Regions from separate parts of the Homo sapiens genome. Here region 1 is linked to region 2. A link is an interaction called in ENCODE POLR2A ChIA-PET data of the cell type or tissue named here. Cell type or tissue: GM12878. All regions are shown on one strand.

What was found. ChIA-PET counts read pairs that join two places held together with the same protein. Peaks named below come from ENCODE experiments on the same cell type or tissue, not always from the same donor. Only the 100,000 strongest peaks of a DNase experiment are listed, where the experiment ranks them.
Region 1: POLR2A ChIA-PET joins it to region 2 with 10 read pairs; 5 of 35 experiments call an interaction of 5 or more read pairs at or near these places.

What each region holds. Positions count from the first base shown.
Region 1 is chr6:4,800,180-4,802,679 of GRCh38, forward strand. All of the region lies in intron 1 of CDYL (chromodomain Y like), which reads left to right. Among named protein-coding and RNA genes, the nearest start is that of CDYL, 25 kb to the left of the region's middle. RefSeq lists an enhancer at 2,182-2,231. In GM12878, no CTCF peak of the experiment used is centred here; a DNase peak (open chromatin) is centred at 1,542; H3K4me3 peaks cover 2,162 bases; H3K27ac peaks cover 2,293 bases.
Region 2 is chr6:4,881,636-4,884,135 of GRCh38, forward strand. The region is part of intron 1 of CDYL (chromodomain Y like); the gene reads left to right. Among named protein-coding and RNA genes, the nearest start is that of CDYL, 110 kb to the left of the region's middle. In GM12878, no CTCF peak of the experiment used is centred here; no DNase peak of the experiment used is centred here.

The sequences.
Region 1 (2,500 bases), 81 kb before region 2:
TATCATTTTTTGCTTTTCTTAGGGAAGGGATTTTATTTGCTTTTGTTCCTCCTCTTTTGCTGATTTTGTGTTAACCAAAATTTCTTATTAATTTTAATTCTTCTGTTGGTTTTCTAGCTATATGCATCTTAGCTTTTTCTTTAATATTGAATCACTTTGGATAAGACATATAATTTTTTCAATGATGTGTTTCCAGTTCCACTACTTATCCTTAGTATTATTGTCACAGTTGTTGCATTTATATACTTTGTAAACCCATCAGTAGTGTTGTATTTTTTGCTTTATGCTGTCATCTTTTATAGAAAACTAAGATATTACATATATCCACATAATTACCATTTCTGGCTGTCTTCATTTCTTCCTGTAGCTCTAAGTTGCCATCTAGTGTAGTTTCCATTTGGACTAGAGATCTTTCTTTAGCATTTCTTGTTATAGATCTACCAATGACAAATAGTTTATTTGAAAATGCCCTTATTTTACCTTCATTTTTAAAGGAAACTTCTTCTGAATACTAGAATTCTTGGTTGACTGGTTTTCTTCCTTTTCCTTCTTCAGTAATTTGAATATGTGGTCCCAGTGTCTTCAGACTTAAAAGTTTCTAAGGAGAAGTCTTTGTTCTTATCGTTATTGTTGCCGTTGTTTTCCTGTTTATGACGTCATTTTCTCTGGCTGCTTTCAAGATTTTGTTTATCCTTGGCTTTCTACCATTTGACTAAGGTGTGTCTAGAAGAAGTTTTGTTTGTGTTATTCTGTTTGAGGTTTATTGAGCTTTTGGGAGATATTTCAGTTGTTGTGTCTTCAGATGTCTTTTCCTCCTTTCCTCTCTCTAGAGTCCAATTAAGGTACTGCTTCCTGTTGTCACATTTTTGGGAATTCTACTTATTTTTCATTCATCTCTTTCTCTTTATGTTCTTCAGATTATTCTGTATTCAGGTTCATTGCAGATGGCAGAACCAAGCATCAATCCGTTGCTTAGCCAGTCTAATGCATTTATTTTAGTAAATGTTTTGTTCAGATCTAGGCTTTTAGTTTTTCTGGTTTCATTTTTCTCCCTTGAGATTGCCATATCTGTTCACTTATTGATACCATATTTTCCTTCAATTCTTTGGGCATGTTTTTCAGACGTTTTTGAAATATTTATGATAAATGTTTGAAGTCTGTTAAATCCAACATTTCGGCTCACTTGGAATCAGTTTCTGTTGACTATCATTTTACCTGCAGAGGGTCAAGATTTCCTATTTTTTTCTTGTCTAGTGGAAAGTTGGACATATGCTGTAGTGAGTCTGAACTCTTGTGTTCTTCTGAGGATTATTGTGTTTTTATTGTAGCAGACTGTTAATAAACTGCTTGGTCAAACTACACACTTTGTTTTTCCTGTGATATGCAGCCGCTTGTAGCTCTCCTCTGCTCTTAGGTCTTTGCACTGGTGGTGGTTTTAGTGTGGCACCCTGTGAGTCTCCCCTGTGTCTGCAAAATTTGAAAGTTGGCTAAGGATCTGAGTAGAGATGGACTTTTCTCTGTGGTTGTCTTTATTCTGGGGATTCCCCTAGTTTCTAGCACTCCACCAGCTTTGAGCTCTGTACTCTGACATTTCAAGCTTTATGCCGCCCTAGCTTGAGCATAGTTGGGAAAGAGCATCATATTCACAGATTTGGCTCCATGTTACTCTTTTTTAAAAATATTGCTTTCTGGTTTCTGACTGCTTTTTCACCGTGCTGCTTGTGGTTTCCTCAGCACATATGTAGTATGTAGTTCAGCTGTCAGCTAGGGATTTCAGCATCTTATGCTCTGAATTTGAGTGTCACCTCTATATTCTAGTGCTGTCAGAGTGCTTTAAATTTCTAGCTGCTTCCCCAATTCCAGATTTTGATATCTGGCACCTTTAGTTGGTGAGGAACTGGCTTTTGTTTGCCCCCATGTTTTGCAGCAATAGCTGTGGGAGTTGAGCAGTGCCTTGAGCCAAGATGCCACAAACTCACAATTCTTAACCCTTCTAGTTACAGTTTTTGAGATTTAACTCTCTTCCTGGCTTTTGCAAATACTACCTTTAGATCATTGAAAAAAAAATCACTAATTAGCTTGGCATGGTGGTACACACCTGTAATTCCAGCACTTTGAGAGGATGAGGCATGAGTCTCACCTGAGGCCAGGAGTTTGAGACAAGCCTGGGCAACATAGTGAGACCCCGTCTTTACTAAAAATAAAAAAAACTTAGCTGAGTGTGATGGCAGTGTGTGTAGTCCCAGCTACTTGGGAGGTTGAGGTGGAAGGATCACCTGATCCCAGGAGGTTGAGGCTGCAATGAGCTATGATTGCACCACTGTATTCCAGCCTGGGTGACAGAGTGAGACCCTACCTCAAAAAAACAAAAAACAGTTATTATAAATGTTATCTGTGAGTGTTTGTGTGACCTCTTCACCCTTCCTGCCATTACAGAAAGTTGATATTTTTAGTTTTGAAATACTAGGGTGAGTATAGCTTGTCTGTTTCATGAGCGTGT
Region 2 (2,500 bases):
CATATGATAAACCCCACAATAGTGTTTTTGGGATTTTGCATTAAACATTATTACACTGTCTTACAAAATTAAGAGAAACAAAAAATGAGTATTTATATTTATTCACAATTTCTGGTTCTCATTCTTCCTGTATATCTGAGGTTCCATCGGTACCATTTTGCTTCAGCCCAAATAATTTTCATTAGTGTTTCTCATGACAGAAATTGTTGGGAGACAATTCTCCATAGGTCTTCTGCATTTCTGCACCTTTTGCAAGCAGTGCACTGGCTGTGTTTCTTCTAGACTACTTTTTCAAGGACATTCATAGAGAAGACAAAAGTCATTTCTCCTGCCAGAGGCTGGAGCAGGCATGCTCACTATCCATCATAAAAGTTTGCCTTTTTAAGCTCAGGGTTCTGCTCCTGTGACATCGTCCATTGCACGCAGAGGTGTCATCCTCTGGGGACTGAGGCACAGCACACCGGAGCAGGAACATGTTGGTACCCTGGGTACTGCGCTTGCTCCCAGTTCACATTGATCCATGACTCAAGAGTCTCTTGTCGTCTGTGAGCGTTCTTGAAATTGTGGCAAGCTCACTTGTTAGCTTCTGTCCTCCTTGTGGTTTTTCTCAAAGAGGAGGATGGGAGTCTCATGGGTCAATGGGTGAGATTTTAGGAAAATCCATGGGATTTGTAGCTGACATGTTGACCAAATTGTTATCCTAGTGATAAATGGTCCTTCACTTTGCTGCCTGCTAATGAGGGGAAATTGGGGAGATAGTTTTAAACACAGCTGCCCAAACAATGCCCTGGTTATTGCTAATTCTTCTCTGGGTGGGAGGATGTCTTCACCCTTTGGTGGGCAGATGGTTCTGACCCTTTTCAAACAGTTAAAGGAGAGAAATTGATAACCACCAGGGGTGGAAAGCAGGCAAATTGTTTCATCTGAATGTTGGCTGGTTCTTTTGGGAGAAGAAGGGGTGGGACTTGTTAAGGCAGAAGGCTAACAGCTAGGTTGCCACATGGTTGGCTCTTCCAGCACTGGTCCTGCCAACCTCAGATGCACTGGTAGATGACAGTAAAAGGCTTAATTATTTTTGTAGTGGACCCTGGCAGCTTTAGGGATGTGCAGCCCTGTCGAAGATTACCCTGACATAGACAAACACCTGTGGGAAAATATTAGTGTCTAATAAGATCATCAACTAGTATTCCAGCTCTTACTGCCCCAGATGAGGTTTCCAATGCTAATGATGATGACCCACTGGAGAGTGAGAAATTTAACCCAAACAAGTTGACGTACATTCTTGCCGTCCACTCCACTGCTCTGGGAAATTCTCCCCTGGCCCTTCCATTAAAGCCACGTGATAACCCATGAGATGTTACCATGACTGTGGGGCCCGCATTGGTCAAAATGGAGGACATAATCAATCTGTGTAAGCGACCTAAAATTGCCTTGTCCCTCTTGCATCTGGCCCTTGCTTACAGAAGGGCTGGGTATGAGTAGGGTATCATTGGTAAACAGGTGAAAATAGCTCCCGAAATAGGAAACATACAATTTTGTCCTGGTGGAAGGAGAGCAACAATGCTAGTACCTAGGGAAGTGGGGAGTGCATTACACCTTGGGAAATTCTGGGACAGGGAACATTAATGATCCTTGTCATTCAGAACCACCCCTAGAGCCTTCCTCAGGGATGAAAAAGCCCTGGTGTGGTTCTCCCAGATTTTTGCAAGGGACTGAAGTGAAGCTTTCAGATCTGCCATTCCTCCTTGCCAGACCACTCTGGTGACGATTTGGTGCATTCCTTTGACCCATGCGGAGAATTCTATCAGAAGCAGCAGGGGATGGTGCCAGCGCCTGCACCTGCCACACAGAACACCTGCTAGCACCTCTGGCTGTCTGCCCACCCATACTCATGGCCATGGCACAGATGAGTGCCACCTGACTGGTGGAGCAGGCAAACAGGATAGATTGGACTGACCACTGTCAGGCAGTTCTTCCAAAAACAAGGGCAAGACTCAGTGATTGAACTGAGCTGTAGACCTTTAAGAGCCATAGCCATCTAGAAAGCTCTGTTGAAGGCACTGTCAGCCTATGCCCCTATGATGCAGGGCTCACTGGTAATTGTAAGCAGCACTTTCCAGGACCAATGCAACACTGAGACTGCACTCTCCCTCTGTGAAGGGCAGGTATTATCTCCCTTGTCTTCCTCCTAGAAGCATAGTGACTTGCACCTTAGCAGTGATCATCAGAGAACTTTGAGTATGTAAAGAAAAAAACTCCATCAGATCCTGTAGTCCTCATAGAACAGTGGCAAACTCTCCAAAATGAGTCTACCCTTGAGTATCTGGGGCAGCCCCCCAGAGGGATCATTGACTCACCATGTGTGTGCATCCTACAAGTAGCTTTCCCCACTGTGAGAGCCATAGACATGGTGGTAGGAAATTTGTCCATGACGTTCTCTAAAGTGATCCATAAAAGCATCTGGAAGCATTCATTAATGGATGATAGGATTGCTGTAGAT